Regions from separate parts of the Mus musculus genome. Here region 1 is linked to region 2. Evidence: chromatin contacts called from ENCODE Hi-C or POLR2A ChIA-PET data. All regions are on one chromosome and are shown on one strand. Each heading gives the region's core, a stretch centred on a gene start or an enhancer-like site at or near the end of the contact. The rest is flanking DNA. Distances are from core to core; before and after follow the strand shown. Region 1 holds the start of Dtd1 (D-tyrosyl-tRNA deacylase 1). Region 2 holds the start of Sec23b (SEC23 homolog B, COPII coat complex component).

Region 1 (3,824 bases), core at 1,097-3,596, 44 kb before region 2:
GATGTGTGCATGCATGTGGAGGTCAGAGGACAACTTGTAGGAGTTAGTTCTCTCTTCAGGTCCTCAGGCTTGGTGGCAAACGCTTGTAACTGGCTAAGTCACCATACAGGCCCTTCATAATTGCTTCAAATGGTGGAAATAAGTTGTTCCCCTTCACAACTTCTTGAGAATGACCCATTACTACTCAAACATATCCTGGAACATACCTGGAAACTACAGGCAATGGCCCATCCACTCTCAGCAAGTGACTGTCATTCAGGTCACTCCCTCACTCTTATCCTGAAATTTCTCATTAGCTTACGCTCGAGTATGATCAAAGGGCTCCCTAGGGAAATCCCAAGAGTGTTAGACACTTTGTGCAAGTGCCAGCCCAGGGCCTCACACATGCCAGGCTTGGTTTGGTAGGAGAGGGTTTCACTAGGTAGCTTCAGTCTGCACTTCAACTCACCAGGTAGGTGGCCCATGCTGGACTCAACCCAGGGTGCTGGGATGATAGGAATAGGCCACCACCTACAAGCAAAGGTACATTTTCCAAAGTCCAGATCAGCGGGATTGGGGGCTTAAGGAGCCAAAGCTCAAAATTTAAATCTGTTGGTGATAACCACATCAAGTAGACAGCTTCTCCCCCCCAAAGAGCAAAACCATCTTTCATCAGTGAATTTTTCCAGTTTTCATGTGCTCAATATTTACTGAAATGTTATTAGAGTCCCATAAACTCCTCTCCTATTCTGCTCCTTATTAGTCCAGGATGATTTCCAAAACCAAAGTTAACAGAACAGCTTGCAACTCATTAAGCAGGATTAGAAGGTGGACTCTCGAGTCTAAATATGTGGTTTGGCTACTTGGTTGGGGAGGAGTCTTGGGTCTAGCTTTAAACTCAAAACCATGTATTTAGTATAAAATGGTTTAAAGAAAAAGATATCTGTATTGCTTGATCTGAAGCTTTGGTGAGGAGGGGGAATCTTAGAGACTCTTTTGTTGTCCAATCTGCTTTCTGTTGTCCAATTCCTGGGCTCAACACAGCTCCTTCCCCAGCCTCCAAAGTGGCTGTGACTACAGGCCTTGGCATCTGACCTGAAAATGTACTTCTGCCTCTATAAACACAGCTGGGCAATGGTGGTAGACACCTTTAATCCCAGCACTTGGGAGGCAGAGGCAGGTGGATCTGTGAGTTCAAGGCCAGCCTAGTCTACGGAGTGAGTTCCTGGCCAGACAAGGCTAAACAGAGAAACCCTGTCTCGAAAAGGAAAGAAAGAAAGAAAGAAAGAAAGAAAGAAAGAGAGAAAGCAAGCTAGCTAAATGAGTGATGGGTAGACTTGCTGCCAAGCCTAATTCCATGAGTTGAATCCCAAGGACCCACATGGTGGTGGCACATCTAAATTGTTCTCTGGCCTGTTACACACAGAAACACACACACCAAATAAATAAATGTATTTATTTCTTTAACTTAAAAGACTAAAAGAATGGCACCAGTCGTTTCTATTTTTTTAACACTTTTCAAATAACTACAGTAGCTGGATCCTGAATATTTCAACTAGCCTCCCACATTCAACTGATGGCTAATGGCTGAGCATCTGGGTCTATATTAATTAATGGGAAAGAGAAGCACGTCATCTTGAATTCTGTGGTTCTGACCCATGGCTGAAGGTTCAGAGACCGACATCCAGGTGCAAGCAAGGGATGTTCTGCACCCAGTGAGGATGCCAGCAGATATTTGCTCAAAGCTGCCAGAGCTCAAACAATTAGCAATTCCTCCGTCTGTCCATTTTATCATGAGCCAAGTTCTATTTTAAAAAGAAAAGATATGCAAAAGGGGGTTGTTAAAATGCTACATCTCAGACAGAGCGGTGGATAAACGAGCGATTCCGCTCCGGAAATCTCCCCTATGTGTTGTTTGTGCAACAGTGCATTCAACAACGGGCCCTGGGGATGCTCACAGGTTCTGGCACCTTGTCTGTGAGGAACACACACACACACTCACAAAGATAATGATGATGATTATAATGGTGATGACGACGGAGATGAGGGTTTATGTAGCAACGAAAGCACGGAGCCTGAACCCATGAGCGGCCAGGCACGTGCCGGATCTTCTCGGCCACGGCGCTGCCCAGAGGCTGCCCGGTAACTCGGGGCTGCGGGGAACCCTCACACGGAACAGCGGGTCGCGGGGGTCAGAGGCTGCTCTCTCCCCGGCCCGCCCGACTGACCTGTGACGCTAGCCCGAGTGACGCGCTGCACCACGGCCTTCATGGCGGCGGCTGTAGCGACTGGAATTTGCTGTGTGGTCAGACCTTGCGACTCCGCCGGTGGCTCCTCGACCGGCGCCCTCTACCGGCAACACCGGAAGAGCTCCGTGAGGACCCATTCCACAGAGCTGCGTCCCGCCCACGTCGGCCACACCTATCCAATTGGCCCCGCCCATGTCAATCACCCTCACCTGTCACCTATGCATAACCTAGTCCATTTGTGGTAGGCGCCGCCCTATCCACCCCTGAACTCCTTCTTAAGCACTATAGTCCCAAACTGCCAGCCTAGTCTCCACTATGTCCAGACACTCATTAATTTCTGCTCCAGTTTCTTTCTCTTTCAGTTTTACCCTTAAGTTTTTTTCCTGCTTTTCTCCCTCTTTTCCAATCCTCCGGTCACAGATTTTCCAAAATCTTCACTTGTTCTGTAGCCTCAGCAGCAATCCTGTTGCTAAAAACAAAAGGACCTGCTGCTAACATAGCCATTTAACTACATAACTATTGATTTACCTTAGACACAATAGTTAATAGGTCTATCAGTCTAGAATTCTAATTCCTTCCTAATACAAATCTAATACTTAGCCCTATCATAGGGTTGTTAGGAAATTTGGATGGGCTGTAAAGATGCTTAGATGGCTGCAAAGAACTGTATAGCTATTACTGTACTAAGTTTTCATCACTAAAAAATAACATCTTCATAGTCCAGTGGTAGTCCATGTGTTTATAATTAAACAAAGAAAAAGAAGAATGGGGGGGGGGGGAGATAGTCCCAGCTACTTGAGATGAAGCGGGAAAGTGTTTTAAGTCCATGAGTTCAAGACCACCAATGTGGGCAATGTAATGAGACTTTCCCTTAAAAACGAAATAGGAGTATCAGAAAAAGTTCACCCATTTCAGAGTGTCTTTGCTTTGAACGCCTCTTCCAGGATTAGCAGATTCAGAAAAGCATTTGTTAGAAAGCAATTTGATAGAACTGTTATTTGGCCCGAAATACTCTAAGGAATGGTGGTTGAACATCTGTGATCCAAGCATTCTGGAGGCTGCAGTATGAGGATCACGCTGAAGTTCAAGGCCAGCATGAAATACAGAGTGAGATGTTGCTTTCCCCCTCACCCCCCCAAAAAAACAAAAACAAAAACAAAAAAGGCCTAGAAATGTGTATTATTGTGGGGTATCCATCAGATAAGACTACTCAGACCGGGGTTAAGCCAGTAGAAAGTCTTTATTAGCCAACTGGCAACTACACTGGGTGTTCAGGATCTCATTAAAGCTCAGATTCTTTTAGAGTGAGCATTTAAGCAAAAAAAAAAAAAAAATTCCTCGGTTGACATACTTCAGTTAATAAGCACAGTTAGGCTAAAGCAATTACAGAAGTCAAAAGGCAAGCTTAGTGCATTTGATAGATTCGGTCTTCCTTTTCACTCTGGCAAGTGGTACTATCTACATACTGAGTTTTATGGAGTCAGTTGTGCTAAGGACTGGGAGCCTTTTATATTATGCTTAAATATTAAATAGTGAATGCAAAATTGCATGAGTTAAATTGTCAAGGATACCACCAGCAGCAGCAGCAGCAAGATC
Region 2 (3,891 bases), core at 100-2,599:
GCAAGTAGACTGTTAAAAAAAGGAAAGCCAGAAAACTGAACTGAAGAAGAAGAAGAAGAAGAAGAAGAAGAAGAAGAAGAAGAAGAAGAAGAAGAAGACGACGACTAAACCTGTGAAATGAGAATGGAAGCATATTCTTGTAATTTCCATATTTGGGAGGCTGAGGCAGAATCAAGAGAGTACAAAGCCTCCTGGGTTACATAGGGATAGATATAGATATATAGATATATCCTGCAAATAATTTGGGTGAGGACAATTTTACATACCCAGAAAAGCAAATTAATTATTCTACCATACAGACTCTATACAACAAAGTCCCAAATGTCTGTTCCAACTGAAACTCTTAACACATCTACTTGTTAGTTCTGGCAAATACAAGAAGATAAAACCCTAACTACACAGAAAGCACTTAGGCGCCTGGGAGCGGGGGTGGGGGTGGGGGGTAGTAAATAAGTCACAGCACATTCTAACATCGCCATTTCCAGCAGTTACTTCAGCAAACCCCATTAAATAATGGTAACCCCTCTATAAAGTTCTTTACGTAAATGTATAAGTCCCCGAGTATCAACATATTAACACCTGCTCCTATTTCCCACTGCCTCCTTTCCTCGATTTATTCTAAACCAGCTTCTTAATCCTAAACACGTAATCCACAGAGGCTTTCAGTGAATTCATGAATCCTCTGACGTTCTATGTATTTTTATTAAATTCTATGTGCTGAGAAAAATGCTCCTATCAAACTCTCAACGAGTAAGGGTATCTGAAGAGGTAAATAGCCGAATGGATGAATGACTGAGTGAATGAAGAGAGAATGAATGAATGAGTGAGTGGATAAAAGAAAGGCATCCAATAAAATATCTTAGCCCCTCTAAGCTCTCCAGGACATAACTTTCCAGGACTTAGTAACCATCTGTAGACACAGTTAAATACCTAATCCTGTACTGAAGATCTGGTTTCTGGTTTCACTTATCACAAAGCAAAACTCAAGGTTTTCATGGGGATTCGGTCCTTCCGGATGTTCGAGTCACCACCACCAACACCCCAATTCCGAGGGCTAAGGAGTCAGAAACCGGCCGTCGGCTCTCAGGCACGGCGCGGACGAGTCACTCTGAGCCGGCTTCTGGGTCATCAACTCTCTCTGATTCTTCCCATAAGCAAGCCCACCTTGCCTCGGCCTGTCTGGCTTCGGCCCTCCTCCTATGCGCCCCTTCACCATTGCAGAGCCAGCCGCTCACCTGTCCGGAGCCACTCACCGGGACTGAACCTTCCGCGCCCCACGGACACCAGAGCTCAACTCCGGCTTCCACCGCCAAGTCCACCTCAGCTCACAGTCGATTGGTCACCGCTCCGAAACGTCATTTCGCGGCGCCATGCTCTAGCCAATCAGAGAGCGCTTCTCTGGCTGACCCGAGAAAGTGAAACAGTCAGAAAAGCTGCGCCTCCATCTTTGAATAGGGCAAGGCTGTGGTTTCTCACCCAACAAACTTTAGAATGTAGAATTCCTCAGGATACATACTTTCTTGAATATATCCTGAAATTTTTCTCCTTCACAGAACCTCGGCGCCTGCGGAACCGTCATCCAAATGCATCCAGCACTCCTCAGGGGACCGCCCTGACACAACATGACGTCTGTTTGCCTCAGGGGGAAGTCCCTCTCATCGCCTAGCTACCGGGAAGCGAGAAGAGGGACGCGTAGCCCGGAGTTGTCCGGAGAGGCCCTCAGCCTGCGGGAAGGGGCTAGGAGGGGACAGAGAGTCTCGGCCGCTAGTTGGTGATCTTTTTGAGCTCAGCAAGTGCGGGTGCGGGTCCTCTCTTCGCGGTACAAAACTTTCCCTTCTCGTTGCTGCTGTGGTTTCTGTGCTCAATAAAAACTGTTTCTGGTGAACATCCTCCTGCCATTCCCCAGCAAGGAAGTGAGTAATTGGGGATGGTCTTATTCAGACACTTAAGGAAACTATCAGAGTCCGTTTTGATGGGTAACACAGCTTTTTCTGTGACCGCCGCAGTCATTTTTACACTTTCTTACAAGTGGCAAAAATAAATAAATAAATAAATAGCAGCAAATTCAGCGAGTGTGTAGTGCCTGCAGCGGCCAGAAGAATCTATTGTGTATCCTCTAACACGGGTGCTAGGAACTGAACTCCAGCAGTATACACATAGCCACTCAACCAACCCTTCATCCCGCCAACTAAAATCTTACAGTTATGCTAAGACATGTTATTCAAAGAGTACCCATTAAATAACCCAGTTTCCTACTAATGCAAACTTTTCTTTAAGACAGAGCCTAGCTGTAGGTTTGGCTGGCCTGGAACTCAGGAAGCCCTGCTTTCTTCTATCTTCCTATGCCTCCTCAATTTAAAAGCACACGCCATCACACCCGGCTAAATCAAACTTTTTGACGTCTATAAATCATAGGGACTTAAGTTTAAATAGGTGGTACTATAAAATATTACTGTTTGCATTACAATCTTTAAAATAAATTTACATTTTCTCATCATCATAAACATAACAATGTTAATGATGGCATGTTTAAAACCTTAAATTATGTTTGGGAAATGCAGTTATCTCTTCCTAAGGTAAAATGTAAAATAAAATATACATGTTCGTTATATCTAACGCTGAAAAAAAGAAGTCGCTTTTTAAATAACAAACACTAATATGATTTTATTTGTCAAATATTTCCCTTTCAATTTTTGGACCTGGATTATTTCTACACTAGTAATTTCTGTAGAGAGGATTTTTTTTTAATTGCATGTTCAAAATATACAAGATTGAATGTCCTTACTTGGGGGAATTTAGAAGTATTTTATTTATATAAGAGAATACTTGCAGGGCAATAGTGGTGCATGCCTTTAATCGAAGCACTCAGGAGGCAGAGTCAAGGAGATGTCTGTGAGTTCCAGGCCAGCCTAGTCTACAGAGTTAATTCCAGGACAGCCAGGGCTACACAGAGAAACCTTGTCACGAAAAACAAAACAAACAAAGTACTTGTTTCTGTAACACAGATCTTTTAATTGGAGAAATATAATAATTTAACTTATTGTGACTCAACGCGGGTAGCAAGATATCCTGTTCTCTCACAGAAACAGATGTAAGTCTTTTCGTTTTCATTCTAGCCAGGCAGACACACTGACATATAAAGAACATACAGCTTTAGTTCTACAGTCTCAGCCCCAGGTCCAAAAAAAAAAAAAAAAAAAAAATCAGAAAGATTAAAGTTTGGTGCACTATAAAAGAAGGCACTGTTCTTCCCCTTTGGTGTGGCAGTCTTATAAATGACCGAGACGGAGAGCACTATAAACTAGATTTGCTGCCATTTCTTACTTAGGAGGTTATCTCTGTAAATTTTAGTTCCCTTAAAGAGATTACCAAATGGCTGGTAAAACAAAATTTCTGGTGGTTGTTACTATCAGTGGGAGGAGAGTAAACTAACCAGCCATGAGTAAACCAGAAAGAAGAACTGAAAATCATTAGAAAGAAAGCTAGAGGGGCAGTGCCCTCTACTTAGCGTCCACCTTCTAGGACCCAAGGGAAAGGAAACAGTTTAGCTTCAACAGCCTGGAACATGCTCTTCAGTGATGTGAACCCAGGTTCTCTCTGGAATCTTAGTGAAAACATGTAGAGCATGGCTAGATGGCTCAGCAGATAAAGATGCTTGCCTCTAGGCCTGTGGACCTGAGGACCATCCCTGGAACCCACATGGCTATTAAAGAAGAGAAACACTTCCACAAAGTTGTCCTTTGATCCTAACACCCATGCCATAGCACATGCACCTTCCACACAAATAAAAATAATAATAGATACAATAAAGTTTTTAAAAGAAATATTATACAAATAAGATATTCCAAACAATTTACTTAACTCACCTGTTAATGAGGAAACCAATAAAGA

The links. A loop is a pair of places that touch in the nucleus more often than their neighbours do. ChIA-PET counts read pairs that join two places held with the same protein, here RNA polymerase II (POLR2A).
Region 1: a loop to region 2 is called in a map of adrenal gland, with 5 times the contacts of the local background. The contact joins the promoter of Dtd1 here to the promoter of Sec23b in region 2. A Hi-C loop is called at or near these places in 6 of 37 maps with a recorded cell type or tissue (T-helper 2 cell, adrenal gland, gastrocnemius and 2 more). POLR2A ChIA-PET finds 5 or more read pairs at or near these places in 4 of 5 experiments (Patski and embryonic stem cell).

The regions. Positions count from the first base shown.
Region 1 is chr2:144,598,475-144,602,298 of GRCm38, reverse strand. It overlaps Dtd1 (D-tyrosyl-tRNA deacylase 1), which reads right to left and starts at 2,346. Exons shown (of 6, transcript NM_025314.3): 1 at 2,208-2,346. The coding sequence starts at 2,250.
Region 2 is chr2:144,553,687-144,557,577 of GRCm38, reverse strand. It overlaps Sec23b (SEC23 homolog B, COPII coat complex component), which reads right to left and starts at 1,349. Exons shown (of 20, transcript NM_001252544.1): 1 at 1,254-1,349. It overlaps Gm34292 (a long non-coding RNA gene), which reads left to right and starts at 943. Exons shown (of 1, transcript XR_003953925.1): 1 at 943-3,203.